Regions from separate parts of the Homo sapiens genome. Here region 2 is linked to region 1. A link is a loop called in an ENCODE intact Hi-C map of the cell type or tissue named here. Cell type or tissue: PC-3. All regions are shown on one strand. Each heading gives the region's core, and the rest is flanking DNA. Links, peaks and the distances in the headings are about the cores only.

What was found. Hi-C counts contacts between places; a loop is a spot of excess contacts. Peaks named below come from ENCODE experiments on the same cell type or tissue, not always from the same donor. Only the 100,000 strongest peaks of a DNase experiment are listed, where the experiment ranks them.
Region 2: a loop joins it to region 1, with 4 times the contacts of the local background. A loop is called at or near these places in 3 of 110 quality-filtered maps.

Annotation. Positions count from the first base shown.
Region 1 is chr15:44,000,390-44,016,363 of GRCh38, reverse strand. The region is part of intron 1 of FRMD5 (FERM domain containing 5); the gene reads left to right. Among named protein-coding and RNA genes, the nearest start is that of WDR76, 180 kb to the right of the region's middle. In PC-3, for the core only: no CTCF peak of the experiment used is centred there; a DNase peak (open chromatin) is centred at 7,113; H3K27ac peaks cover 830 bases.
Region 2 is chr15:43,950,063-43,966,036 of GRCh38, reverse strand. All of the region lies in intron 1 of FRMD5 (FERM domain containing 5), which reads left to right. Among named protein-coding and RNA genes, the nearest start is that of WDR76, 130 kb to the right of the region's middle. In PC-3, for the core only: no CTCF peak of the experiment used is centred there; no DNase peak of the experiment used is centred there.

The DNA.
Region 1 (15,974 bases), core at 3,942-11,941:
TGAAGAAATACATTATTCGTATATATAAATATTAACTACCTTATAAGGACTCTGATGGTTTCTTAGTAAAACACTTCAGTGGTATAATTCCCACTAGATTGCTCAGTTCTCTTGGTCAAATATTATGGGTAGTTTTGGTAGGTTTTTTCTTTTCTGACCAGATCTGCCACATTTTGTCAGCATTCTGGGTTTGCAGATGTTGCTGTTTAATTAGATTGCTCTGTAGAGGATGAGAGAACCAGGAGGTTCATTTGCATAACTGATAAGTGGCTGGGTTTTGAAGCAAGAGATAATGCTTCTTTGGGTCCTATGAACTGGTGGGAAGGCAAGGTGTTAGTCTTTTTCTGTTGGAGATTATCTGTAAACCGGGAACTTCTCCACATCTAGGCACTCCCTGTATCTGAATATTGTATTCTGAACCTTACTCTGTACTCTAGCAAGATGATAAATGTAATGCAGATATAAATCAACCTTTCATTTACTTAAAATAATAATTCTGCAGTAAAGGAAAAAACGACAGCTACTCTGATCCTTGAATACTGGGCAAAGGCAAGCCATCTATCTGTAAGTGCATAGTCCTTCAGTATGACGTAACCTTTCTCATTTAATGAACATTTTCCCCTAGTAACTCTTTGTGCTGGCAAACCATGAAAGAAAGCATGTGGACTTGGCAGCCCAACCCTGAAGTTTTTGTCTCAAAAATTATTGCAATTTCTGTACTAAGGGTCCAAAGGACATTTGTTTGGACACAGACTTTTCTGAAATTAAAAAGAATGACCTTATTTCACTTAGTGAAATGAGTTGTACTCTTAAATAGAGTCCATTTTGAATAGTTTTTCTTAGAGCAACACTGTCAAAAAAGAAGATATATTTTATATTCTTCTCATTATTAGAAGAAAATGCACTATTAAAATACCTTCAGGGCCAGGCACGGTTGCCCACACCTATAATTCCAGCACTTTGGGAGGCCAAGACAGAAGAGTTACTTGAGACCAGGAGTTTGAGACCCATCTGGGCAACATAATGAGACCCCAGCTCTGTAAAAACCAAAAGGTAAAAATGTAGCCAGGCATGGTGGTGCTTGCCTGTAGTCCTAGCTACTCAAGAAGCTGAGGCAGGAGGATCACTTGAGCCCAGGAATTCAAGGCTGCAGTGAGTTATGATCACACTGTTATACTCCAGCCTAGGCAACAGAGTGAGACCCTGTCTTGAAAAAAAAAAAAAAGTTTCAGTAAGGCTTGCTTGGGTCTCATGGTACCATTTAAAAATTCCTAGTCCTAAGTGGTGATTTGGCACAAGGTTAGGCATAGTTTTTTTCTTTTCTTTTGGGGTGAAAAACAGGGATCACATATGATTGAAGATAGTACTATGGTTTTTACTGATATTTAATAAACCATACCCACCTTAATTTCCTCTTGTGCTTTCATCCCTAGGAAACCTATAGTTTTAAAAGTTAACTAAGTTTATAATTGACATAACATGTAATCAGCAACTTACACATGCCTGATGTGCTCGTTTAGTTAATGCTCATATAGCTTTCAGGGTATCTCAGATACTGTTAAATTATTTAATCCTCCTAACAACTCTTGAGGTAGGTATTCTTTTTTTTTCTTTTTTCTTTTTTTTGAGACGAAGTCTCGCTCTTGTCACCCAGGCTGGAGTGCATTGGCGCAATCTTGGCTCAAGGCAACCTCCATCTCCTGGGTTCAAGCGATTCTCCTGCGTCAGCCTCCTGAGTAGCTGGGATTACAGGCGCCTGCCACCACACCCGGCTAATTTTTGTATTTTTAGTAGAGATGGGATTTCACCATGTTGGCCAGGCTGGTCTCGAACTCCTGACCTCAGGCAATCTTCCCGCCTCGGCCTCCCAAAATGTTGGGATTACAGGCGTGAGCTACCACACCCAGCCGAGGTAGATATTCTTATTATACCCATTTTAATGGGATATAGAGAGGTTAAGTACCTAGTCTGACATCTCATAGCTAAAAAGTAGGGGGCTGAGACTTGAACCCAGAAAGTTTGGCCCGAGTCCTTACACTTAACCTCTCTACTATACTACTTTTGTTTGGATGAATACCAGCCTTAGATAAGCTTGCACAGAAAGACTCCTTTCCTCAGACTGCTTTTCCCCCCATCACAGCTGCAGTCTTCTGTGACCTAGACCCCCTCTCATGCCAGTCTCTGTCCTCACCTTGTTCCAGTTAGGCTAATGTTGAACAAATGATGACAGGATTGGTTCAACCAGCCCTGATGAGTGTCTCTCTTGAAAGTATCTCCAGAGATCGAGATCAGCCTGGCTAACACACGGTGAAACCCCATCTCTACTAAAAATACAAAAAATTAGCCGGGCGTGGTGGCAGGCACCTGTAGTCCCAGCTACTCAGGAGGCTGAGGCAGGAGAATGGTGTGAACCCAGGGGGTGGAGCTTGCAGTGAGCTGAGATCGCAGCACTGCACTCCAGCCTGGGCAACAGAGTGAGACTCTGTCTCAAAAAAAAAAAAAAAAAGAAGGTGTCTCCAGATACTTGCATCACTCCTCCTCATCATCATCTATTTCCTTTCATTCCTCTAACTTTCCTTATAGGGCCTCCCCAATGGAAGTAAGAAAATGTCGAGGGTAACTGAAACTTAATATGAAATTAATGTCATAGCTGGGAAAGAAGTCCTCATTCAACCACCAAAATTAGAGAATGAACCATAGGAGAGATTGTTCTTTACAACCAAGCTGGAATTCAGAACATATTTTTCAAAGGAAACATTTTTATATTAATAGTTTGTATTACTTTCAGAATAGTATAGGCCTACACTTTATTCGTTGACTCATTCAATCATTTGTTCAGCAACTTTTTAGAACACCATGTGCAAGATATTATACCAATCTCTAGGGATAAAAATCACCACCATGGTTAAGTCCATGATTTGACCTAATCATTATTAATATCATTGAATCAGTGAGAAAATGCTCATGAATTTCTAAGTACCTAAGTTACTGAAGAACTTTGGAAATATATCTTTTTTGTAACTTAGGGACTTAACCTCAAACTCCTGGGCTCAAGTGAGCCTCTCAGCTTAGCCTCCCATGTAGCTGAGATGACGGGGGCATGCCACCACGCCCAGCTAATTTTTTCAAAATGTTTTTGTAAAGATAGGATCTTGCTATGTTGCCCAAGCTGGTCTTAAACTCCTCGCCTCAAGCAGTCATCCTGCCTCAGCTTCTCAAAGTACTGGGACAAAATAATTGACTTTCAGAAATCAATGTGTGCTTTTCATAATGAGAATCTACTTTTTAAGATACAATAGGCGGGGCGCAATGGCTCACACCTGTAATCCCAGCACTTTGGGAGGCCAAGGAGGGCGGATCACCTGAGGTCAGGAGTTCGAGACCAGCCTGACCAACATGGTGAAACCCCACCATTACTAAAAATACAAAATTAGCTGGGCATGGTGGCGCATGCCTGTAATCCCAGCTACTTGGGAGGCTGAGGCAGGAGAATCCCTTGAACCGGGGAAGCAGAGGTTGCAGTGAGCCGAGATTGTGCCATTGCACTCCAGCCTGGGCAACAAGAGCGAAACTCCATCTCAAAAAAAAAAAAAAAAAAAAAACCCAATAACTTGCCAGTAACCAATAATGTTTTAGGTGAACCCAAAAGATTATGTTAAACCCAGATTATACTTATGTACCCTGCAAGTGTACCCCCTGTTAATTGAGATTGGTGCATAACATTAGTAGTCATATCCTGTAATTTTGTGCCACCCACAACACTTCTCAATACCGTATCTGTTCAGTGAAGATGTTTGGGAAGTTAGTGACCGGTTTTGAAAGAGGCATACCAAAATTTGTTATGTTTTTCTTTCATCTATGAATAGAACAGTTACCCTTATTTAATTTGGTAGGGGAACTTTATCATTTAATGCCGTATTCTACTATAGACTTGAAATGGCTAAATACACTTAAGTTCTAAGAAAGCTTCTTACTAAATGTGATTAGGTATATGGTTTTGCAAAGCCTAGATGTGTCAAAAGAATATCTGCAGAGTGTTTAGAAAAGTTTAGAGTCTCTGTGATAGTCAGGAAGACTTTGGAAGTGTCATTTATTCAGTGGTGCACTTACAGTCAGCCCTCTCTATCCGCAGTCCATTTCACTTGTCTTTGGGATATCTTTGCTTGAGAAACAAAATGTGAACAAGCAGTCACCCTTTTAGGAATCTAGGATTTCTTAGGGAGATTTATTAAGTCAATATTTGTCAGTATCTGCTGAATCCTTAAAATGAAGGTCTTTAGAAATTTGCACATAGCAGTGAAAGTGAACAGATGGTGAGTTCAGGAAGGAAAAAGAAGAGTCAAGCAGTAAAGACAGATGGACACCAACAAATATGAATTGAATAGCCCATTTGTTCCCTCTTTAGCTGTTGCACTTGAAACCTCTGATTTCTGATCCCACCAAAAGTCTAGTGAAAAATGCTCCTCGATGTCTCGCTGGCATTTTTCTCAAGCCCCATCCTTTTTGACCTCTGGGTAGCATTTTCTGTTGTGACCTCCTACACCCTCTTGAGCCTCTTTCTTGCTTTGTGACAGTCTGCTGATTCTCAGATTACTGCTCTGATGATTCCTTCTTTGATGGCGTCATCAGGGTCTTTTTCTTATCCTAAATGCAAGTATTCCCTAAGGTTCTGCCCTTTACCCTTCTCTTTCCTCCTCCTTTGCTATCTCCCTTGATGATCTCATCCACTTTCATGGCATCAGCTCATTTGTATGCATAATAGTCTCACATCTATAGCTTCAGCAATCCAGACCTCTCCTCAGGGCTTCAGTCGCACATTTCCAACAGCCTGTCAGGTGGCTTCACTAACACTTCATTGTGTCCAGAACCACACATCATCTGTCCGACCTTCTTCTATTTCTCTCCTGGGCACCTGTTCTTGAATGACATCAGCATTCTCCAAGTCACCTTTGACTCTTCCCTCTTAGTGATCCCCACAACAGTTAGTTGCCTGGACCTGTTGATTTATATCCTAAACATCTGTTGGCTCTGTCTCTCAATTCCCATTGCTACAAACTTCACTACTACCGTATTAATTTCTCCAGAGAGCAGTTCTTATCGTCTTCAGTTCTCTACTTAAAACTTTTAAGGATGTAAAGTATTAGGAAGGAAGAAAGGGAGGGAGAGAGGAAGAAAAGAAGGAAGGGAAATTAAAAGAAAAAGAAAAGAAGCCTACTTAGCTGGGCATCCAAGGCCCTAACCTTCTTTCCTTCTTTCCTTAATCCACCAAGCAGAAGCAACAAGACCCCACTGCCACTAGCCAAATGTTCTGTCTCTTCTAAATTATCTGTACCTCTTTTCCACCTGCATTCCAGTTATTAGTGTTCATATTTTATCTCTAGTATTAGAGATCATGGACTCTTCTCATCTTGTTCACCCTAGTTCTCTCATCGTGCCCAGTGCTATGCTTTACACATAGTAGGTACCCACTGAAGCATTTTTTTTTTAACGTTGAGTAATGAAGTTTGAACAACTTCTGCCCACAGTTAGGGCTCTTTTGCCCAGCATAAAAGCTATATGGAAGAGTTCCCTGTTGTATTCATGTTTGTTTAACTTCCTTTCTGTTTTCTGTGCTTCAAGTAATCCATTCCATTGTCAAGAATATCATTTGTAGGTCTGGTTTAGAGAAGAGGTTCTTGAGGCCAGGCATGGTAGCTCACGCCTATAATCCCAGCACTTTGGGAGGCCAAGGCAGCTGGATCACTTGAGGTCAGGAGTTTGATACCAGCCTGGCCAACATGGTGAAACCCTGTCTCTACTAAAAATACAAAAATTAGCCAGTTATTAATTAGCCAGCTACTCAGGAGGCCGAAGCAGGAAAATGGCTTGAACTCAGGAGATGGAGGTTGCAGTGAGCTGAGATCGTGCCACTGCACTCCAGCTTGGGTGATAGAGCAAGACTCTGTCTAAAAAAAAAAAAAAAAGAAAAGGAAAAAAGATTGAGAAGAGATTCTTGGAAGGCTTCATCTCTGAGGTTAGTCATCACTGTAATCCTAGAGAGCTTCTGGTAACTGATTGTTTCTGGGTAATTCACTGTATTCCATAACCACTTGGGTTTTCTGCTGTGTGTAAAGTGGAGACAGAAGGCAACTTGCTTTCCTCTTGAGTATTTCTGGTAATTCATTGCCAAGCCATCCATGGCAGAAAGTTCCCTCAGCAGAATAGATGCAGCCATTCCAGAGATGGAATCTGTCCTCAACAATAGCCTGATCAATCTTAGTGGATAATTCCCTTATAAATAGAAATGATTCTTTATGGCCAGCATAATGCAGAAATTGGATAATAAAAATGTTTAAACCCCTTTGAAGGTCAGGGTATGATGTTAGGGAAGAGTAGCCTCTGTGCTCTGTCTAATATACTCAGGTTCCAAAAAGATGCAGTAGAGATCCACAGTGTTTACTCCTGGGCAGAATTCTTATTTGAATTTCTGTCTCCATTCTTACTTTTATAAGCTGAGTTGGACAGCCAAACAGGGAACTTTAAGGGTAATAAATATTACCTTTTCCCCTTAAGCCTGGGACCTGGAGCAAGCTCTTAGCAGCCTGTTCTCTGGGCCTTTCCTCTTAGTACCTAGAAGTACACAGCACCCCAAAGCCCCCAGGAAACCTATGCCTCAAAAAAACTCCATAAAAGTGGATTTTTTTTTCAAACACAGTCTCACTCTGTCACTTAGGCTAGAGTGCAGTGGCACAATCACGGCTCACCGCAGCCTCGACTTCCCAGGCTCAAGCAATTCTCCCACCTCAGCCAGCTGAGTAGCTGGGACTACAGGTGTGTGCCACCATGCCTAGCTAATTTTTTGTATTTTGTAGAGGCAGAGTCTCTCCATGTTGCCCATGCTGGTCTCACACTCCTGGGATCAAGCAATCATCCTGCCTCAGCCTCCCAAAGTGCTGGGATTAGAGGCATGAGCCACTGCACCCAGCCACATGTTACTTTAAAAATGTACAGAAAGACAAATGTCTTTTGCATCTTTAAGATTTCTTTTTCACTCCTACAAAGGTTCCCCCCAGCCATGTTTAGTGATAACTGCATTGAGCAAGTCTTATTACCTCTCTGACTCATTATCAGTCATATGAGCTACTGTGACCCAACCCTTAGAAAGCTGGGCAAAGAAGAGATAGTGTGAGCTGAGGCAATAAATTAGTGATTTGTTCATCCATTCTTTATTCATTTCCTTATTTTTATTTGTTCAACATTTATTATTTACTACTTGGTAGGAACTAAGATAAGATGATGGGACAGACATGGTTCCTGTCGTCGGGAAGCTAATTTTTTGTTATTGTTGTTTTTTGTTTTTGAGACGGAGTCTCCTCTGTCACCCAGGCTGGAGTGCAGTGGTGCAATCTCGGCTCACTGCAAGCTCCGCCTCCCGGGTTCATGCCATTCTCCTGCCTCAGCCTCCCCAGTAGCTGGGACTACAGGCGCCTGCCACCACACCTGGCATATTTTTCGGATTTTTAGTAGAGACAGGGTTTCACCGTGTTAGCCAGGATGGTGTCGATCTTCTGACCTGGTGATCTGCCTGCCTCAGCCTCCCAAAGTGCTGGGATTACAGGTGTGAGCCACTGCGCCTGGCCTGGGAAGCTAATTTTTAATGGAGGAACTCTACAAGTTTAATGCTGTGATTCTTAACTTATTTTAGGTCAGAGAATCCTTTGAAAATCTGATGCAAGTATTAGCTTCCACAATGAAAATACATTTACACAAAATTTTACATACAAAAATCTTTGGTGCACCACATGTTAAAAAAGCCTGTGGCCGGGCGCGGTGGTTCATGCCTGTAATCCCAGCACTTTGAGATGCTGAGGCAGGCAGATCACTTGAGGTCAGGAGTTCAAGACCAGCCTGGCCATCATGAGGAAACCACATCTCTACTAAAAATACAAAAAAAATAGCCAGGTGTGATGGCTCACAACTATAGTCCCAGCTACTTGGGAGGCTGAGGCACAAGAATCTCTTGAACCCAGGAGGCAGAGATTGCAGTGAGCTGAGATGGTGCCACTATACTCCAGCCTGGGCAACAGAGCAAGACTCTGTCTCAAAAAAATAATAAAATAAAGCCTTCTACATGAAATAAAGGCTTCTAGAAATAAAGCCTTACAGGCTCATGCCTGTAATCCCAGCACTTCAGAAAAATGAGGCAGGAGTGTCACCTGAGTCCAGGAGTTTGAGACCAGCCTGGGCAACATAGGGAGACCTCATCTCTACAAAAAAAAAAAAAAAAAAAAAAAATTGCCGATTGTCCCCACCTACTCAGTAGGCTGAAGTGAGAGAATCACTAGAGCCCAGGATGTTAAGGCTGCAGTGAGCCATGATCATCCCACTGCACTCTAGCCACAACAACAGAGCAAGACCCCATCTCTTTAAAAAAAATTAGCAGCCAGGCGCAGTGGCTCACGCCTGTGATCCCAGTACTTTGGGAGGCCAAGGCGGGTGGATCACCTGAGGTCGGGAATTCCAGACCAGCCTGACCAACATGGAGAAACCCCGTCTCTACTGAAAATACAAAATTAGCCGGGGTGGTGGCACATGCCTATAATCCCAGCTACTTGGGAGGCTGAGGCAGGAGAATCACTTGAACCCGGGAGATGGAGGTTGCGGTGAGCCAAGATCACGCCATTGCACTCCAGCCTGGGCAACAAGAGCGAAACTCTGTCTCAAAAAAAAAAAAAAAAAAAAAAAAATTAGTTAATTAATTAAAAAAATTAGATTTTAAAAATTCAAAAAATTAAAAGATAAAAATATCTGGCCTTGTAGATACTAGGAAAATGCAAAGTATGTTAGGATGTTAATGTCCATTTTGATCAGCAGACAGAGAACTTGAGGGATTAAAAACATTGTTCTCAAAACAGTCAAGTTTGTCAAATGTGTACATTAACTCCAAATGAAATTCTAGGCCCTCACAGTATCATTAAAAGCAGAGGTTTATATATATGTAGGCATACCTTGGAGATATTGCAGAATCAGTTCCAGACCACCGCAATAAAGTGGATAGTGCAATAAAGCAAGTCACAGATTTTTTGGTTTCCCAGTGCATATAAAAGTTATGTTTCACTATACTGTAGTCTGTCAAGTGTGTAATAGCATTATGGCTGGAAAAAAACATTTATATATTTTAATTTAAAAATGCTTTGTTGCTAAAAAAAAAAATGGTAACAATTACCTGAGCCTTCAGCAAGTTAAAATCTTTTGGCTGGTGGAAGGTCCTGCCTTGATGTTGACAGCTGCTGACTGGTCAGGGTGGTGGCTGCTGAAGGTGGCTGTGACAATTTCTTATAATAAGATAAGATAACCATGAAGTTTGGCACATCAGTGGACTCTTCCTTTTATGAAAGATTTCTCTGTAGCATGCAATGCTGTTTAACTGCATTTTACCCACAGTAGAACTTCTTTCAAAATTGGAGTCAATCTTCTCCAATCCTGCCACTGCTTTATCAACTAAGTTTATGGGATATTCTAAATCCTTTGTTGTCATTTCAACAATGTTCACAGCATCTTCACCAGGAGTAGTTTCCATCTCAAGAAACCACTTTCTCTGCTCATCCATAAGATCTTGAGATTGCGGCAATTCAGTCACATCTTCAGGTTCAACTTCTAATTCTAGTTTTCTTGCTATCTCTACCACATCTGCAGTTACTTCCTCCACTGACAGCTTGAAATCAAGGGTTGGAATCAACTTTTTCCAAACTCCTGTTAATGTTGATAATTTGACTTCTCCCCATGAGCCACAGATGTTCTTAATGGCATCTAGAATGATGGCATTCAGTTCTTCAATTTACTTTGCCTAGATCCATCAGAGGAATCACTATTCATGCAGCTATAGTCTTATGAAATGTATTTCTTAAAATAACACTTGAAAGTGCAAATTACTCCTTGATCCATGGGCTACCAACTGGATGTTAGCAAGCATGAAAACAACATTAATCTCCTGTACATCTCCATCAGATCTCTTTGGTAATCAGGTAGAGTGTCAGTGAGCAGTAATATTTTGAAAGGATTTTTTTTTCTTTTTGAGCAGCAGGTCTCAACAATGAACTGAAAATATTCTGTAAACCATGCTGTAAACAGATGTACTGTCACCCATGCTTTGTTGTTTCATTTATAGAGCACAGGCACAATATATTTAGCATAATTCTTAAAGATCCTGGGATTTTTAGAATGGTAAATGAGCATTGGGCCTCAGTTTAAAGTCACCAGCTGCATTATCCTTTAATCTGAGTCAGCCTGTCCTTTGAAGCTTTGAAGCCAGACGTTGACTTTACTCCATCTATGAAAGTCCTAGATGGCATCTTCTTCCAGTGGAAGGCTGTTTAATCTACATTGAAAATCTGTTGTAGCCACCTTCATAAGTGATCTCAGGTAGATCTTCTGGGTAACTTGCTGCAGCTTCTGTATCAGCACTTACTACTTCATCTTGCACTTTTATGTTATGGAGATGGTGATATGGTTTGAATGTGTGTCCCTGCCCAGATCTCATGTTGAAAGATAATCCCCAGTGCTGGAGGTAGGGCCTGGTGGGAAGTGATTGGATCTGGTGGGGGTGGCTTCTCATGAATGGTTTAGCATCATCCCCCTAGTGCTGTTCTTGGGATAAGAGTTATCATGAGATCTGGTTGTTTAAAAGTGTGTAGCACCTTCCCCTCACTCTTTTCCTCGTGCTCCGGCCATGTGAGATGCCTTGCTTCCCCTTTGCCTTCCACCATGATTGTAAGTTTCCTGAGGCCTCCCAAGAAATAGAAGCCGCTGTATTTCCTTTATAGCCTGCAGAACTGAGTCAATTAAACCTCTTTTCTTTGTAAATTACCCACTCTCAGATATTTCTTTTTTCTTTTTTTTTTTTTTTTTTTTTTGAGATGGAGTTTCACTCTTTTTGCCCAGGCTGGAGTGCAATGGCGTGATCTCGGCTCACTGCAGCCTCCACCTACCGGGTTCAAGTGATTCTCCTGCCTCAGCATCCCGAGTAGCTGGGATTACAGGCACATGCCACCATGCCCGGCTGATTTTGTAGAGACGGGGTTTCACCATGTTGGCCAGGCTGGTCTCGAACTCCTGACTTCAGATGATCTGCCTGCCTTGGCCTCGCAAAGTGCTGGATTACAGGCATGAGCCACCACACCCAGCCTCAGGTATTTCTTTATAGCAGTATGAGAGTGGACTTAATACAGATGGCTTCTTTCCTTAAACCTCATGAACCAACCTCTGCCAGCTTCAAACTTGTCTTGTGCAGCTTTCTTATCTCTCTCAGCCTTCACAGAATTGAGAGGTAAGGCCTTGCTCTGGATTTGGCTTTGATTAAAGGGAATGCTGTGTCTTGTGTGATCTTCTATCCAGACCACTAAAACTTTCTGCATATCAGCCTGAAGACTGTTTTACTTTCCTGTTATTCATGTGATCACTGGAGTAGCACTTTAAATTTCCTTCAAGAACTCTTCCTTTGCATTTACAAATTTGGCTATTTGGCTCAAGAAGCCTAGCTTTCAGTCTATCTCAGCTTTCAACCTGCTTTTCTCACTAAGCATAATCATTTTTAGCTTTTGATTTAAAGTTAAAGACATGTGACTTTTCCTCTTACTTGAACACTTACAGGCCATTGAAAGGTTATTAATTGGCTAATTTCAATATTGTTGTGTCTCAGGGTATAGGGAGGCCCAAAGAGAGGGACTGAGTTGGGGGAACAGCTGGTTGATGGAGCTGTGAGGACACATAAAACATTTGTTAAGTTTGCCATCTTCTATGGGCATGGCTTATGGTGCCCCAAAGCAAGTATAGTAGTAACATTAAGGATCACAGATCACTGTAAGAAAAAATAATATTAATGGAAAACTTTGAAATATTGCAAGATTTAACAAAGTGTGACACAGAGACATGAAGTGTGCATGTGCTATTGGAAAAATGGTGCTAGTAGACTTGCTGGATGCCAGGTTGCCACAAACCTTCAATTTATTAAAACAAAAACAAAAACAAAAACATAGTATCTGTGAGTCACAATAAAGTGAAGCACAATAAAATGAGGTATGCTTGTACTGATATGTACACACATAGGTATACATACATGTTAAATAAAAACTATGGCATTTTCTCTGGAAGTTTGATTTAACATTCATTTGAAGTACCTTGGCTCACTGGTGTGGGTGTGTTACTAAATTTCTTGTAAGGACACATTCCTCTTGGAGAGAATGCTGGTTTGAAAAATAAATATGAGAGCTATTGGTCCAAATTGCTATTATAGATTAAAAATCAAATTGTTTTACAGAAAATTTTTAGTCAAACCATGCTGCCAAAATAGGGGGTGAAACAATTCATAATGCTGGGTTCCTAATAATTTATTCATTTAACATCAGCAAATATTTGTTGAGTGTCTACAGCTTGCTGGACACCATTCTAGGCCCCTTTCTTCTTCAGTGAACAAAAGAGACAAAAATTCATGTCCTCATAAATTCTAGCAGTGATCCAGGGGTGGAGAATAAGCAATGAATAATAAACATAAAAAAATTAGTAAATGATATATGGTATATTAGAAAGTGATAAGTGCTGTAGAATACGAAAACATAGAGTAGGGTAAGGAAAATGGGGACTGCTAGAGTTGGATGGGTGGTTGTAATATCAAGTATACGTATCAAATACGGTAGTCAGTGTGGGCCTTGTTGAAGTGAGATTGAACACTTGAAGGAAGTAAAATAATCATTTCTGGCAGAGGAATCATAGCCAAGGGCATAAATAAGATTATAGCTGTAGAGTGTGACAAATAGCAAGGAGGCTATTGTGTTTGGAGTAAAGTAGGATGATGAAGGGAGTAATAGGAGGTGAGGCCAGAAAGTTATAGGGACATTTTTAGGACTCTGGGTTTTACTCTTGAGTGAAATAGGGAACCATCGCAGGGTTTTAACAACCTACATCTGAGTGTTTTGTGATCATTGGAATGTTAAGAGGAGTGATTGAAAGTGACTTACATTTTTAAAAGCACTACCCTGACTGCTATGTTGATGACAGACTGATTAAGGGGCAAGGGTAGAGGCAGGGAGACTAGCTGGGTGCAATCTAGGCCCAAGACGATGGTGGTGGCTTGGACCAGGGTGATTGATAGTGGTGGAGGTGGTAAGATGTGGTTAGATTCTGAATACATTTTGAAGGTAGAACTGATAGGATTTTCTGACAGATTAGATAGATGTGTAGTATGAAAGAGAGAGTAAAGACTCCAGGATGATTCCAGGGTTTTTTATCTGAGCAACTAGAAGGATGGAGTTGCCATCAACTGAAATGGGGTAGGCTGTGGGTGGACCCCATTTGGAACAAAAGATCAAGAGTTCAGTCTTCTGCTGTGGTATGACTTGGGAATTCTTTCCTTGTATCCTGGGACTGAGCACATAAGTAAAGTGAGGATAATAGGAGGTAGGTCTCTCATTGTTAGAAAAGGGAGTTACAAGTATGGAAAGGGGGGAGACTAGAATTAAGGGAGGAGACCACCCCTCATATTGTCTTATGCCCAGTTTCTGCCTCCAGAGAAAGAAGAAGTAAAAACTAAAAGGCAGAAATGAAATCCACAGGCAGACAGCCCCGCGCCGCACCCTGGGCCTGGTAGTTAAAGATCGACCCCTGACCTAATAGGTTATGTTATCTATAGATTCCAGACATTGTATGGAAAAGCACTGTGAAAATCCCTGTCCTGTTCTGTTCCATTCCAATTACCAGTGCATGCAGCCCCCAGTCACATACCCCCTGCTTGCTCAATTGATCATGAGCCTCTCACGCGGACCCCCTTAGAGTTGTAAGCCCTTAAAAGGGACAAGAATTACTCACTCAGGGAGATTGGTTTTTGGAGATGTGAGTCCGCCGATGCTCACAGCTGAGTAAAGCCCTTTCCTTTCACAACTCGGTGTCTGAGGGGTTCTTGTCTGCAGCTCATCCTGCTACAGAATGAACCCTTTGAAATTGGAATAGAATTAGAGATATTAGTGTAAACCCATGGTTTTTAACATTGAGATACAGAAATGGATATAAATATACACCCTCAAACATACTTTCTTAACTTCATTACTGAGAAGGCCTGTGACGAATGAGCCTCCAATAACAATGATCACACAACACCCAGATGTAAGTTTTTAAATGCCACTCTCCACTAAAAAAATCAGGTGCCTTTGAGAACTAGCTGATTCTGGGCCAGGGCAGAGAAAGGGTAAGATGGGCCTGGGACATCTTATTGTGCTAGAAAGTTGAAAAGTGCTCAAGTAATGATGACATGTCAAAAGGACAGGAAACAACTTGAAGGGGCTCACTGTGGCCAAACCGAGGAGTCTTTTGGCATCAAAATAAAGAATGAACTGGGTGCGGTGGCTCGCACTTTGGGAGGCTGAGGCAGGTGGATCACTTGAGGCCAGGAGTTTGAGATCAGCCTAGCCAACATGGTGAAACCCCGTGTCTACTAAAATTACAAAAATTATCCGGGTGCTAATTAGCCAGCTACTCAGGAGGCTGAGGCAGGAGGATCCCTTGAGCTCAGGGGTTCAAGACAACATTTTGAAACCCCATTTTTACAAAAAATACAAAAAAATTAGCTGGGCGTGGTGGCATGTGCCTGTAGTCCCAGCTACTTGGGGGGCTGCGGCAGGAGGATCACTTGAGTGTGGGAAGCGGAGGCTGCAGTGAGCTGTGTTCATGCCACTGGACTCCAGCCTGAATGACAAAGTGATTTTTGTCTCAAAAAAAAAAAAAACAATAAAATTGGATCTTTATCTTATGCCATACACAAAAATAAACTCAAAATGGATTAAAGATTTAAACATAAGACCTGAAACCATAAAAATCCTAGAAGAAAATATAGGGGGAAAGCTCCATGACATTAGTCTTGGCAATACTTTTTTTAATATGACACTAAAAACACAGGCAACAAAAGCAAAAACAAGTAGGGCTACATCAAATTAAAAAGTTTCTGCACAGCAGAGGGAACCATCAACAAAATGAAAAAGTGTCCCACAGAATGGGAGAAAATATTTATAGTCCATATGTCTATCTGATAAGGGATTAAATCCAAAATATATGAGACTCATACAACTCAATAACAGAAAAACAAATAACATGATTTAAAAATGGGCATAGGAGCTGAATAGACATTTCTCCAAGGAAGATATAAAAATGGTCAACAAGTATATGAAAAGGTGTTCAACATCACTGATCATTAGGGAAATACAAATCAAAACCACAATGAGCTAGCACTTCAAACACGTTAGAATGGCTATTATAAGAAAGACAAAAGATAACAAGTATTGGTGAGAATACTTGTTATCGGTGAGAAAAGGGAACCCTTGTACACTCTTAATGGGAATGTAAATTAGTATAGCCATTTTGAGGCTGGGCATGGTGGCTCGCACCTATAGTTCCAGCTACTGGGGTGGCTGAGGTGGGAGGATTGCTTGAGCCCAGGAGGTTGAGGCTGCACTGAGCTGTGTTCACACCACTTCACTCCAGCCTGGGCAACAGAGTGAGACCCTATCTCCAAATACTAAAAAAGTATAGCCATTTTGAAAATCAGTATGGAGGTTCCTCAAAAATTTTAAAATAGAACTACCACAGGGTACAGTGGATCACACCTGTAATCCCAGCACTTTGGGAGGCCAAGGTGGGTGGATCACCTGAGATCAGGAGTTCAAGAACAGCTTGGCCAACATGGCAAAACCCCGTCTCTACTAAAAATACAAAAATTAGCTGGGTGTGGTGGCACTTGCCTATAATCCCAGCTACTCTGGAGGCTGAAGCATGAGAATCGCTTGAACCCGGGAGGCAGAGGTTGCGGTGAGCCGAGATTGTGACACTGCACTCCAGCCTGGGGGATACAGCGAGACTCTGTCTCAAGAAAAAAAAAAAAAAATAGAACTACCATGTGATCCAGCAATCCCACTTCTGGGCATATATCCAAAGGAAATGAGTTGAAGAGATGT
Region 2 (15,974 bases), core at 3,428-11,427, 50 kb after region 1:
AGGTCCAGTGCTTTGCATGCAGCAGGCACTTTCATTAACATTTGTGGAAAAATATTACCTAAACTGAGCTGGGATTATATAGTTCCTGATAGCCATACTTAGCATATTAATACTACCCTCATATGTGCTTCTTTGGATCTTAAAAAATGACTTTTTAGGCCGGGTGCGGTGGCTCACGCCTGTAATCCCAGCACTTTGGGAGGCCAAGGTGGGCGGATCACCTGAGGTCAGGAGTTCGAGACCAGCCTGACAACATGGAGAAACCTCGTCTCTACTAAAAGTACAAAATTAGCTGGGTGTGGTGGTGCATGCCTGTAATCCCAGCTACTTGGGAGGCTGAGGCAGGAGAATCGCTTGAACCTGGGAGGCAGAGGTTGTGGTGAGCGGAGATTGTGCCATTGCACACCAGCCTGGGCAACAAGAGTGAAACTCTGTCTCAAAAAAAAAAAAAAAAAAAAAAGACTTTTTAAAAGATTAATTTTGCATGGCATCTTTTAGAGGGTGGCATGGTGGGAAATTAGGTGCAGTCTTACTTGTTACACATACCTGGATTCAAATCCCAACCTAGACACATTAGCTATGTGAAATCCTGGTAATTTACTTGACCTCTTTATTTCTTAGCTTCTTCAATCATAAACTAGAAATACAGTAATAAGACTTGCTTTGCAAAGTTAGGCGCAGTGTATGTACAGTCCCTGACACGTCATCAGTAAAAGGCAGATATCATCCTAGTGCACATCAGATGGTTTTGACAGGTCATCAAAGTGAATGATCATAGTTGTTTTTAACTCTCAGGAGATAGAATGCAGTAAATATAGAGAAGAATCAGGAAAAGTCTCTGCCCGTTCCTTCAAGCCCTGCCTCTGTACTCTGTATTTGCTTTTGTGCATCTTTCATTAATAAGGGTTATAAGCTAAATATCGCTGGAATCCCTGTCAATTTAAAAAGTACTGAGTCCCCAGGCCATGCTCTATCCTTTTCCATACTAGGTGAGTTCCCTCAGTATACTTTTTTGGAGACTTCCCTTCAATCCAAACCATAGCTCAGTCATATCCTCTTTCTTTGCTTGCCCTTTATTTCACAGCAACCCTAATTATACTTAGTTCTCCTGCAGTCTTTTGCCTACAGTCATGGTAAGTTTGCCAACTCCGAGTCTTCTGAACTGTGGGCTATAAGTCATTGTGTTTTCATTTATTTAGTAATCCAAGGTTGCCTCTTCTAGACAAGACCCAAAGCAATGGTATGGAAGGACTTCAGTCATAAATCACAATGTTGTCAATACTTGAGAATATAAGACTAGGCAGAATGCAAGGTCACAAGAAAATTGTCATCATCTGGAATTGGCTTTTAGGTAATATCTTTTCTCCATTGAGGGCAGGATTCTGAATATGTGCATGCTTACACATAAGAAAAAGCATTAACATGTGAAAGAGGCCAAAATCTAATATGCCAAAATTAAAAAAAAGCCTTGTTACATCAGGATTCTGTCATTATGAGCACTCATTTTTCTTTTTCTTTTCTTTTGTTTTTTTTTTTGTTTGTTTGTTTGTTTGTTTGAAACAGGGTCTCACTCTGTTGCCCAGGCTGGAGTGCAGTGGCACAATCATGGCTCAAAGGGCTGGGATTACAGGCATGACCCACTGTGCCTGGCCTCACTTATTTCAATATTTAATGCTATGTTGTTTTCATGCTTGAAAAAAGAAAAAAAGTTCAGGAAAATAGCCACAAAAGGATTAGTTATCACAGAAATGAACACGGAAAAAGGCATCACTGAATTATTATATTTATAAGGACTTTTGATTGAGTCTGACCCACTAGTGTGCCATTTCTTAAATCCCTTGTGATTGGTCTTTTTAAAGTTGATCTATACCCAGTGAATCATCACCTTAATCTATGATTATAACAAAAGTTGCATTCACAAATGCTTTTATTTTATTTTATTTTATTTTATTTTCTAGTGATATTCTTTTTATTATTATTATTATACTTTAAGTTTTAGGGTACATGTGCACAATGTGCAGGTTTGTTATATATGTATACATGTGCCATGTTGGTGTGCTGCACCCATTAACTCGTCATTTAGCATTAGGTATATCACCTAATGCTATCCCTCCGCCCTCCCCTAACCCCACAACAGTCCCTGGTGTGTGATGTTCCCCTTCCTGTGTCCATGTGTTCTCATTGTTCAATTCCCACCTGTGAGTGAGAACGTCTGGTGTTTGGTTTTTTGTCCTTGCAATAGTTTGCTGAGAATGATGGTTTCCAGCTTCATCCATGTCCCTACAAAGTGCATGAACTCATCATTTTTATGGCTGCATAGTATTTCATGGTGTATATGTGCCAAATGTTCTTAATCCAGTCTATCATTGTTGGACATTTGGGTTGGTTCCAAGTCTTTGCTATTGTGAATAATGCCGCAATAAACATACGTGTGCATGTGTCTTTATAGCAGCATGATTTATAATCCTTTGGGAATATACCCAGTAATGGGATGGCTGGGTCAAATGGTATTTCTAGTTCTAGATCCCTGAGGAATTGCCACACTGTCTTCCACAATGGTTGAACTAGTTTACAGTCCCACCAACAGTGTAAAAGTGTTCCTATTTCTCCACATCCTCTCCAGCACCTGTTGTTTCCTGACTTTTTAATGATAGCCATTCTAACTGGCATGAGATGGTATCTCATTGTGGTTTTGATTTGCATTTCTCTGATGGCCAGTGATGATGAGCATTTTTTCATGTGTTTTTTAGCTGCATAAATGTCTTCTTTTGAGAAGTGTCTGTTCATATCCTTTGCCCACTTTTTGATGGGGTTGTTTGTTTTATTCTTGTAAATTTGTTTGAGTTCATTGTAGATTCTGGATATTAGCCCTTTGTCAGATGAGTAGGTTGCAAAACTTTTCTCCCATTCTGTAGGTTGCCTGTTCACTCTGATGGTGGTTTCTTTTGCTGTGCAGAAGCTCTTTAGTTTAATTAGATCCCATTTGTCAATTTTGGCTTTTGTTGCCATTGCTTTTGGTGTTTTAGACATGAAGTCCTTGCCCATGCCTATATCCTGAATGGTATTGCCTACGTTTTCTTCTAGGGTTTTTATGGTTTTAGGTCTAACATGTAAGTCTTTAATCCATCTTGAATTAATTTTTCTATAAGGTGTAAGGAAGCGATCCAGTTTCAGCTTTCTGCATATGGCTAGCCAGTTTTCCCACCACCATCTATTAAATAGGGAATCCTTTCCCCATTGCTTGTTTTTCTCAGGTTTGTCAAAGATCAGACAGTTGTAGATATGCGGCATTATTTCTGAGGGCTCTGTTCTGTTCCATTGGTCTATATCTCTGTTTTGATACCAGTACCATGCTGATTTTGTTACTGTAGCCTTGTAGTATAGTTTGAAGTCAGGTAGTGTGATGCCTCCAGCTTTGTTCTTTTGGCTTAGGATTGACTTGGCAATGCGGGCTCTGTTTTGGTTCCATATGAACTTTAAAGTAGTTTTTTCCAATTCTGTGAAGAAAGTCATTGGTAGCTTGATGGGGATGGCATTGAATCCATAAATTACCTTGGGCAGTATGGCCATTTTCACGATACTGATTCTTCCTACCCATGAGCATGGAATGTTCTTCCATTTGTTTGTGTCCTCTTTTATTTCATTGAACAGTGGTTTGTAGTTCTCCTTGAAGAGGTCCTTCACGTCCCTTGTAAGTTGGATTCCTAGGTATTTTATTCTCTTTGAAGCAATTGTGAATGGGAGTTCACTCATGATTTGGCTCTCTGTTTGTCTGTTATTGGTGTTTAAGAATGCTTGTGATTTTTGCACATTGATTTTGTATCCTGAGACTTTGCTGAAGTTGCTTATCAGCTTAAGGAGATTTTGGGCTGAGATGGTGGGGTTTTGTAGATATACAATCATGTCATCTGCAAACAGGGACAATTTGACTTCCTCTTTTCCTAATTGAATGCCCTTTATTTCCTTCTCCTGCCTGATTGCCCTGGCCAGAACTTCCAACACTATGTTGAATAGGAGTGGTAAGAGAGGGCATCCCTGTCTTATGCCAGTTTTCAAAGGGAATGCTTCCAGTTTTTGTCCATTCAGTATGATATTGGCTGTGGGTTTGTCATAGATAGCTCTTATTATTTTGAGATACATCCCATCAATACCTAATTTATTGAGAGTTTTTAGCATGAAGGGTTGTTGAATTTTGTCAAAGGCCTTTTCTGCATCTATTGAGATAATCATGTGGTTTTTGTCTTTGGTTCTGTTTATATGCTGGATTACGTTTATTGATTTTCATATGTTGAACCAGCCTTGCATCCCAGGGATGAAGCCCACTTGATCATGGTGGATAAGCTTTTTGATGTGATGCTGGATTCGGTTTGCCAGTATTTTACTGAGGATTTTTGCATCAATATTCATCAAGATTATTGGTCTAAAATTCTCTTTTTTTGTTGTGTCTCCGCCAGGCTTTGGTATCAGGATGATGCTGACCTCATAAAATGAGTTAGGGAGGATTCCCTCTTTTTCTATTGATTGGAATTGTTTCAGAAGGAATGGTACCAGTTCCTCCTTGTACCTCTGGTAGAATTCGGCTGCAAATCCATCTGGTCCTGGACTTTTTTTGGTTGGTAAGCTATTAATTATTGCCTCAATTTCAGCTCCTGTTATTGGTCTATTCAGAGATTCAACTTCTTCCTGGTTTAGTCTTGGGAGAGTGTATGTGTCGAGGAATTTCTCCATTTCTTCTAGATTTTCTAGTTTATTTGCGTAGAGGTGTTTATAGTATTCTGTGATGGTAGTTTGTATTTCTGTGAGATCGGTGGTGATATCCCCTTTGTCATTTTTTATTGCATCTATTTGATTCTTCTCTCTTTTCTTCTTTATTAGTCTTGCTAGCAGTCTATCAATTTTGTTGATCTTTTCAAAAAACCAGCTCCTGGATTCATTGATTTTTTGAAGGATTTTTTTGTGTCTCTATTTCCTTCAGTTCTGCTCTGATCTTAGTTATTTCTTGCCTTCTGCTAGCTTTTGAATATGTTTGCTCTTGCTTTTCTAGTTCTTTTAATTGTGATGTTAGGGTGTCAATTTTAGATCTTTCCTGCTTTCTCTTCACAAATGCTTTTAAAGCCACAGTTCTATGTAGTTTAGGTTTTTTTCAAATACAAGATTAGACTTCAATTTGTCTACTTTTGCTACTCAGCTTTAAGCCATAAAATGGGACTCAGATTTTAAATTACATTTGTTTTTCTACTGCTCATTATTGCTGAGCTATTTCTTATTTATCTTTTACTGATTGCGAAACAGACCTAAGGAGAACTGTTGGTTTTCATTATATGGATCTCATTTTTAAAAAATAATCATTTTAGACCAGGCACGGTGGCTCACGCCTGTAATCCCAGCACTTTGGGAGGCTGAGGCAGGCGGATCACCTGAGGTCGGGAGCTTGAGACGAACCTGACCAACATGGAGAAACCCTGTCTCTACTGAAAACACAAAATTAGGCCAGGCACTGTGGCTCACGCCTGTAATCCCAGCACTTTGGGAGGCCGAGGCGGGCAGATCATGAGGTCGGGAGATCGAGACCATCCTGACGGATACAGTGAAACCCCGTCTCTACTAAATATACAAAAAATTAGCCAGGTGTGGTGGCAGGCACCTGTAGTCCCAGCTACTCGGGAGGCTGAGGCAGGAGAACGGCATGAACCCGGGAGGCAGAGCTTGCAGTGAGCCAAGATCGCGCCACTGCACTGCAGCCTGGGTGACAGAGTGAGACTTAAATAAACAAAAAATAAATTAGCCGGGTGTGGTGGTGGGCGCCTGTAGTCCCAGCTACTTGGGAGGCTGAGGCAGGAGAATGGCATGAACCCTAGAGGCGGAGTTTGCAGTGAGCCGAGATTGTGCCACTGCACTCCAGCCTGGGCGACAGAGCGAGACTCCGTCTCAAAAAAACAAAACAAAACAAAATTAGCTGGGCATGGTGGCGCATGTCTGTAATCCCAGCTACTTGGGAGGCTGAGGCAGGAGAATTGCTTGAACCCAGGAGGTGGAGGTTGCGTTGAGCCGAGATCGCACCATTGCACTCCATCCTGGGCAACAAGAGCGAAACTCCGTCTCAAAAAATTATCATCATCATCATCATTTTACTGAGAAAATTTAGCGTGTGGATGCAAATAACTTGCCCTTTCAGTAGTATCAATGAGCAATAGGCCCGTTAAAAGGGAAAAGAAATATTGACCAAATTCACTCATTGAATTTGCTAGTCTTTTAACAAGCAAAAATGTCTAGGAAAAAAAAATCTCAGATGTCAGTAATCTTAACACAAAAAATATTGTCAGTGGAGTCCTCTTTGAATCCAAAAGGTAGGCATGTTTCTAAATCATATATTCACAGAGTGATGGAGTATTAGCCCTGGAAGGGACTTTGGTAATCATCTGGTCTAGGGATGTAAAGTAGTTGGTGTCCCAGCTAGAGTCAGAGTTCTTGTGTCTCATCTCCCAGTCAGTTCATTGTGCTCACCTGACTTCTATAGTTGCAGCTATTAAAATCTAAATCAGCTATTAAAATATTCATATCGACTATTAAAATCTAAATTATGATTATTTTCAGGCGCATAATGTCAGCTTTGCTAACACTACCTCAGATCCATTTGATTTCTTGGGAACTACCAGGACTGTATTTGGTTTATTTTTAAAGCCAAGCAGCTTTATAAACCTTAAAATATTTCGTCTTCGAAACCTAAAAGGCTCTTTATTTAGTCCATGATGAATATTTGAGTAGTGTTAAATTTATCATTCTGGCAGTACTCACATTGTACTTGTCATTAATTGTGACTCATCAAAGAATGTTTTGATGTTGAGTCCTTGGCTAACAGATGGCTCTGTTTAGAGGAATTGAGGCAGTGAGCTATGAGGTCCAAGGAGAGAGACTTCTTAAATAATTATTCACTAGAGGTTGTTTGAATTTGTAAGAAAGCACAGTAATCTGTGGGGGAGGGAAGTTTAGTCTTTGTGTTAAGGCTTGAGAAGGCTTTTTTTCAGCTCCCTTCAGAGGATGCATAAGAGAGTTGATGTCAGTGTTGTTTGTATGCCAGGTGTGGGCTGGAATGACACAAATGGCCAGCAGAGATGCACACAGTTGAATACTTGTTTGTTTCTGTTTCTAAGGAGTCTGTCACCACCTTTGTGACATAGCCATAGAGACCACCACACGGGAAAGAACAGGAGCTCAAGCAATAGGAGTACTAATAAGAACTTGAGTATAGAATGTAAAGCAATGAATCTTCCTTTTAAAAAGCATTTACCAGCTGGGCAGGGTGGCTCACGCCTGTAACCCCAGAACTTTGAGAGGCCAAGGTCTCCCAGCGGAGGTGAGCAGATTGCTTGAGTCCAGGAATTCGAGACCAACTTGGACAACATGGCAAAACCCTGTCTCGAAAAAAATTACAAAAAAATAGCCAGACATGGTGACACACACCTGTAGTCCCAGTTACTCAGGAGGCTGAGGTGGGCAGATCACCTGAGCCCCAGAGGTAGAGGCTGCAATGAGCCACGATCGTGATTGTGATGTTGCCACTGCGCTCCTGGGCGACAGAGTGAGACCTTGTTTCAAAAACAAAAAAACAAAAAAACAAAAATTTACTTCAGAGGCTACAGAACCATCTCCCCCTTCTTTCTCTTCTGTCTTTTGCCTTTTTCATTTTTTTTTCTTTCTAGATTGTTTTTTCTTATATTTTCAGTCCATCAATGGTACTCTAAGGCATGGTCCTCAAAGGCATGAGCAGCTCTCAGTACATTATTCAGCACCTGTGTGCTGACCACTGTGTTAGCCATGAAACTACATGGGCAGCTTATCTTATATTCTGGGTCCTAGTGTATGCACAAATGAGTCATTATTTGGAATGACATTTAGTGCTTCTTTAATTAAGAAAAGGGGAGTATACACTGTATCATAAATAAGACCAAGAAAAACCTGAAAGACAAAATTCAGATTCTCTTAGATATATTCAAAAAAATAATAGGTTACACACACTTGACCTTTCTGAGCCTCAGGTTGTTCATTTGCAAAATAGGTTAATGATATATACCTTGTGGAGTTATGTGAAAATGACATAAGCATAGTGTCTCGCCCACAGTAAAGACTCAGTAAGTGGTCTGTGTGTTAAGGAGGAAGAGTAAATTAAGTAAGTATGCAAGGATACTGACTTGCTTGCTAGCAACAAGGAAACACAGGAAAAATGATTAAGAATAAAAGCAGACTGGTAGTTGAATTAATAATCAATGAAAGAGGCTCTTTTAAAAGACTGTCAAGAGCACAACATTCAAAATAAAAGTGATAATGCTTTCACTGCACATTACTGGAGTGTTACTTTAGTTTGGGGCTGCATGGCTTAAAAGCACTGAGAAAAACTAAATCAGGTAATACAAATGTCTGAATACCTTCTGAGAGGCTAATACAGAACAGTGGAGAGAACCAAAGATTAGAAATTGAAAGCCTGGGCTTGAGCCCCTGGCTCAACATTTTCTAGCCACCTAACTAACTAGAAATTATCAGAGGCTGGGCTTAATGGCTCACACCCATAATCCCAGCACTTTGGGAGACCAAAAGCAGGTGGATCACTTGAGGTCAGGAGTTTGATACCAGCCTGGCCAACATGGTGAAATCCTGTCTCTACTAAAAATACAAAAAATTAGTCAGGCATGGTGGTGGGCACCTGTAATCCCAGTTACTTGGGAGGCTAAGGCAGGAGAATTGTTTGAACTTGGGAGGTAGAGGTTGCAGGGAGCCAAGATCTCACCACTGTACTCCAGCCTGGGTGACAGAGCCAGACTCCAACTCAAAAAGAAAAAAAAAGAAAGAAAGAAATTATCACAAATATTTTAATAGGTGACACATGACCTCACTCAGTTCTCACATCTGTAAACAAGGTTAAGAATAATTTTTAAATTTCTGAGGATTTTTGTGAATATGTACTTTGCAAATTATAAAACGTTATATAAATCAGTTTTTTAAAGGGATGATAGGGGAAGATACTCCCTTTAAAAAGGCTGACTTAACTACCTGTGGATATTATCTATAAAAGAATAAATAAAAGGTAGATGATGGTAAATCTTCATTTTCATAGATGATAGAATTGGAAGAAATGGGATTGCAGTACAGTCAACTTTGTAGAGACAAAAGAGAAAAGGCCCAATCATTAAGTTGTCTAACCAATGGCCAGCTATCAATGAACATCAGTAATCCCCTCCTTGCTTTACTTCTTCTGAAATTCATGAACTCATCATTTCCAGCCTTTCTGGATGGACACACGTACATATGAGCAGCTTTAACAAGTAAAATGATTTAAAATTCATTTTGTTTAATGCCTTGGAGTGTTGCAAAGTTGATTAAGAAACACTAATATAGGCAATTACATTTTAGAGATGCTTTAGTTAACCCGTGACCCAAGAGCAGGGTCATAGACTGAATGACTTTTTGAGATTTCTCCATTCAATCTATTTTTCTTAATTGAGCAGGTGTTTCTAATTAAGATGTTGAACACTAGAGCAAAAAAAAAGTCGTCTCACATCATGTGTATTTTAATCAATTTGATTTTATTTATTTATTTTTATATCTTCCCTCAAAGTAGTTGAATTTAAAAGAACTAAATGAGGAAGAAAATTCCAATTATTTCCCTTCTGAAGAGCTGTTTGTATGAGAGCTGATTTAGTACCTTCAATACTTGAGGAGACTTAGGGAAAAAAAGCTGTGTCTGGATTAAAACATTAAAAATAGAAACATAATTCCAAGATTAAGTTCCTTGACTTACTTGACATTTGAAGTAATTTCCGCAAAGTAATTTCTTTTGTAAAGGTTTATAAATTTATGAGAGAAAATACCTTATCCTGCCTAAAGATTATTGTGTCAATTAAGAATAAACAAGATTAGAGAAAACCAAGCATTAGGCTGGAAATGGATCTACTCTAAGTGTGATAGAATCATATTCAAATTATTAGTCGAAATAGTGAGTATGAGCCTTCCCTTTTTATCCAGGGCTTGAATAAGTACAGCTATGAGTGATTTTATAAGTGGTCCTTGTTTGCATGTACTAGTTACTTAGCCTTATGTTTTTGTCTTACCTGTGGTAAACTTCCACCAAAAAACCAGAACCCCAAATGGATCCTCAGTTATCATCTGAAACTCTGAAAACATTTTGGTTCTCTTGTATAGCCAAGGACCATGCCCTAAAAAAAAAAAAATCTCTGAAGTGGGTGCCTTTTACTTGATTATAACCAGAATAGAGACAGTTCATTGGAAAACATGGAACATATAGAAGAATAATTTGTTCTTTTATTGGAGGCTAATGTTCTTCACTCAGAGGTTGATTGCTTATGAAATGTATTAAGAAATTGTGTGCTTAACAAAAACAAACTTATTCAGGTTTGATGGTTTGCTGATCTACACACACACACACAAAATGGCCCTTTTCACAAAGCAGTTGGCTTTCATCAACTTCTCCATAATGCCATACATGCATACAAATCACACTTTCAGTTATTCACTGTAGAAATCTCATCAATAAGAAATCCCTTGTGATAACTGGGCCTTCATTGGCTTTCTTTTATTGGCCAAATGCTGAGTATTTTTGGCTTGAGATGATAACTTTATTTTAAGCCTGAGAGAGCAGGTGACTTGCCCTTGGTCTAATGATACTAAGCAGCTGCCACAGCCTGTTTCACATCCACTGGAGAAGACTGTTCCCTGGAGAGGGAGCACATAACTGTGCATGTCTCTTTCAAGATGTCTCTTTGGGTACCATGTTGGGAAGTGACTTTCCAAGGGTGAGGAGTGCCCTGTGTTTAGCTTTTTGGTTACATCCCTGTGCACAAAGGAGAGACCGTGTTAAAGAGTTGAGACTTTGAGAAAATTCTTGTTACTTCATATGCATTTACAGTGTACCTAAGGCTGAGGACAAATTTTATTTTAGCAAGATACATCAAAGGCAAATAAATTTACTCACATAAACAGTAAAATGACATTTTTTTCTCCTGTGTTCCACAATCAAAAGGAGCTTGATTTGCAATGGGAGCATGTAGGAACAGGAGGCATACTCCCTTTAGATAATAATTATTATAATAGCTTCCATTTTCTGATTATTTACTATGTAAAATGCTCAGCATATCATCTAGCACATACAAGAAATAGCTGTTAAACGAAGAGTGCTAGGTGCTGTACTAAGCACTGTAGCACTTTATATCACTTATCTCATGTAAGGTAGATTTCATCTGAGGCTTTGCAGGATGATAGGGACAGTCTTATTAAAGGGCATGGATTGCTCCCTCTGATCCCCTGTTAAACAAGGGTATTTCATCAGGCCAAGAGAAGGTGGATGTGGCAAGCGCCAAGCTCTGTAGAAAGAGATGCTATGGAAATGCTAAGTAAAATGTCATACTTGTTGTTCAGATATGGCAAACCAGGATGAGTCAACCCCTTTCCCCTCGCACACATTATCACCTACACATTTTGGGATGGTGTTGGGTGAGAGTCATCTTTATGCCTGCCCTTCACTATTACTCATCTTACTTTGGCCACCCAGCTCTCACTTTGTCCTGTCACTCATCCCCTACATTTGAAGTAGGGAAGCATATACAGGCACTGAATAATTTGGGGTCTGTAAATATAACCTTTGAGTCACTATCACATGGTGCCTTTGTGGGCCAGGACAGTACCCAGTGCAGTGATGAGCTTGCCCATCTGCTTTGGGTCTCAGCCCTCCAGCAGGCCTTCGTCTCCTGGGTAAGCAAACAGGCAGAAGCATCTCTGGCCCAGAAGAACGTCCTGAATCACAGTCTGTGCAGTTCTGTGCCAGCCCCCAGGGAAAGCGTGAGAGCAGAAGAGATGAGAAATGCACAAACTGAATAGCCCTTTCCTGATGATATTTAATTGAATCTGGGCATCGACAGGGCTTGGCCAGGTAGCTTGCTTTCCCTCACGTGCAGCTCAGCTCTGGCAGATTTCTCTTGTAATGATCATTCTACCCAGGTAGCACAGAACTTTTTCATAGAATGAGGACTTGGGTAAGGATCAAGAAACCTGGGAACCAGTTTAAACTGTGCCATAAACTTCAGGCAGTCATTTAACATCTGTGAGTTATTTTTTCTTCATTTATAAAGTAGGAAGAATACCCATCCTACTGGTCTCCATGAATTTTGTGTCTAAGGCTGTAAAGTCACATCATAGCTGAGAATACCTTTTGAAGGTTATTTTTATTACTAGAGTCTTAACTATTAACACAATTAAGTGCAAATAATACCACCCATGGAGGTAACAGATGACAAGTACCTTGTGGAAACCTGTTATCACTCTCTGTTGGCACAGGAGTGTAAATTATAGCTAAGGTGTGAGGTTTTTATTGTTGTGAGGGAAGTGGTTGTGAGGGATAGCTGTGGTAAAGATCAAAGAAGGATCTACCATAGTTCTCCTAGTTCTGCAACAAGGCTTAGTGAGCGATATGGTCTGACTGTAAAGAACAATGTCTACAATGTAGGCCATAACAGTAGTGATTCTTCATTTATGTTTTCCTGTTGCTATCTGACCAAGCCTTCTTCTCATTGCTGATTTTCTTTTGGTTGTGGAGTAGGAGTGATGCTTGCTTCCTAATTCTGCTCCCTCTCCCACCCATCTCCACCACCAAGGATTGAGCCATGCTTGAGGGATGGGGATGCTACCAGAGAAAATCCCAGAAAGCAGCCAGCAAGGACTTTGTGATGCAATGGTCCTGTCCTTCCTCCATGTTTTACCTTGCAGAATCTGTGCAGTTTTGCTCCCCTGGGAAAGCCCTGAGAACTCTTTAGCAGATACCAAGACTATGCTGCTAAGTCCTTCTGACTGAATTCCTTCACTGGACATTGGGGTAGAGGGGAAGTCCCTGTGCTGTGCTCTTGGATTTCATAGCCCCTGGGGCAGCTCAAGGCTCCTATCACATCTAAAGCGGAATTACCAGTAGAGAAAAAGTCATTCTTAGGACCACAGGACAAAGCCTTAGTGGAACTGCTCGAGGTCTAGCCCCTGGCTTCTGGGGTTCTTCAGCAGTGGATGGCAGAGGCTATCTTCCTAATTTAGATAATTTCTCAGGACCAGATTAGCCTCTTTCTCAGCTGCACTTTTTTTCTCAATTCTGCTTTCTGCTGACTTACAGTTTTCCTCAAGGAGCCAAACAAATAATTTTTCATCTGCATCTGCCTCTTCTCCCATTCACTTCCCTTCCTGGGTGGATTATTCCAGAGTTCCAGCAAAGCTGCCTTCAGCAGCCTCTGACAAAAGCTGCGTGCTGACCGCATGGCTGCATACTGGCCACACATGCCCCTTTGAACATCCCAATTGAAGAGGACACAGCTCAGAAGCTGCAGGCTCGCTTTCTTTTCATATGTTTTCTTGGGAAATCTCAAGAAAGTGCAGTGTTCATTCCTGGAAGCGAGTCTGCAGTGCTGAAGCCTTGGTCACCCAAGCGTTCCCTCTGCATGATGGCCGTGCTCCCAGACTATCCAAAATGCAGCAGCGCATGGAAAGAGACTGGCTGCTGAGGTGTTATTGGTTTGCAATACCCTGATAAGGAGATTTCATTCCCTTCTTGCTGGCAGAGTTATATAGAGTAATTACATAAGTACTGCTGTGACACTGGGCGGAATCTCATTAAAAACTGTATAAAGAACAATTGGGTTGTGCTAGAGAATATTCATTTTATTTCAGTTGAGTATAATCCCTGTAATAGAACATTAGCCTGAGCATAAATACTGGTGTTGCTCCAGCTCCCTGATAGAATGTATTTGGGATGTATATTTAGTGCAGCATTTGCTTATGTGGGGCATGACAGAAAATCATTATGAGGCAGGTCCAGATTTTCCCACCTGGTGAGGAAGTTGCTCGCTGTGCTGAGCAGATCGTTGTTTGTTTTTTACCCCTCCTAGGAGAGCTACTTGTTCAGCTTGGATGGGACAGTCTATGGCAGTTTGACCACATGGCAACTCTGAAACACACACACACACACACACACACACACACACACACACACAGACACACACACACACACACAACACACACACACACACACATGCACATACAGACTCGGGCCCAAAAAAATGTGTCCCCTTAGCAGGTTTAGCCTTCCACCCAAGATGTAAGAGAGGCCTGGTCAGGGGAGAATTTGTCTTGTGTTGTTGTTCGTTCATTTTCAGAAAAGTAGCAGGCAAGTCCTTGTTTAATGTAAGGTTGTTTTTGGTTGATGGCATGTGAATTGTCCCTTCAGCCTTGCTGAGCATCACTCATCACAACAAACAAGAGCTATCCTAAGTAGTTTGCTAATACAGCAGTTTAAGGCTCAAAAGCATTAAAGGACAATAACATCTAATACAGTTATACCACTGTACTGTGCATGACTTACTTTCACACATATTATCTGGTGTGTGGGGAATTCAGTAATCCATTCTTAATTATCCAGAGCATAATCTGTTTGGTATTTGAAGTCTAAGAGCACTATGAATTATTTTCTTTATAAAATATTTTTCATTATAGTTCTAGTGTTCTATAGCATTATAGGGCAACTACAATCAACAGCAATTTATTATATATTTTCTTTTCTTTTTTTTTTTTTTGAGATGGAGTCTCACCCTGTGGCCCAGGCTGGAGTGCAGTGGCGCGATCTTGGCTCACTGCAAGTGCCGCCTCCTGGGTTCACACCATTCTCCTGCCTCAGCCTCCCGAGTAGCTGGGACTACAGGTGCCCGCCACCATGCCCGGGTAATTTTTTTTGTATTTTCAGTACAGACAGGGTTTCACCGTATTAGCCAGGATGGTCTCGATCTCCTGACCTTCTGATCTGCCCACCTTGGCCTCCCAAAGTGCTGGGATTATAGGTGTGAGCCACCACGCCTGGCACTATTTATTGTATATTTTCTAATGGTAGAAGAACAGATTTTTATGTTCTCAAAACAGAGAAATGATAAATGTTTCAGGTGATGCATATGCTAATTACCTGATTTGATCATTTCCTCTGTAGATCTTCTGACTGGCCCACCTGAATTTTGTTATCTGGTCTCACACCGCATTTCGAGGGAAGAAACCAAGATTAATCATCCTCCATTGATATAAGGGGCATTATATTGAAGACTATATATCCCTGTTGTTAAAAGTCAGTGTCACTTTGCCTGTAATCAAAGTACCAAAATGATGGCAGGGGAAGCATTCAACTGTTAAACAGCCAGCCTCTCCGGTTATTAAAATAGCACTGAGCAAGGCAGCTGGAGTAAACCATTTTAGAATCTGGGGTTTGCTGTCGCTGGTAAGGATGTCCCAGCTGTGCCTTATTGTCAAAATTCTCTTCATCATCTCAGGATGCCAGGTCCCAAGCTGAGCTCACTCTGGGGACTCAGATCCATTGAATGGGAACGCTTGGCCTCTGCCCACATTATTTAGGAGCTGCAGGTGAAACTGAGGTTAAGAGAGGCTCAGTCGGTGTCTCTCTTAATGCATCCCTGCCCACAGGAATGGGTGTGAATGCAAATGTATTTCCAAGTATGCCTGAGGTAGCTGAAGAGAGACTATAGAATCATCATCCCCAAGGACTTGTCATCAGCTTTCAGTCTATCGTAGTTTAAGCATGGCTGTTTGTCTATGTGAATGCGTGTTTTAAAGCATGAAACCAATTTTCCTCCCCAGACAATGGCCTGCTCCCTTTTTATTGAGGAAAATAGGATTGAATTTAGGATCTCATTAAAGGAGGCATATGTCCCTCCTTGGTCACACCCTACTCCTTCGTTCACCTATCCACCTTCCCGGTTGTACAGAAGCACATCTAATACACATGGCCTCTAGGGCAGAGATCTGAATGGGTTTCTTCAGAGGCTGCACCATTCCACCAGTACCTCAGCTAGGAGGGCTGAGACCACTGAGCAGTGGGCCTGAATTTGTAACCAGAGCCTGCCCAGATGCAGTGTAGGACAACCTCTAGCCTT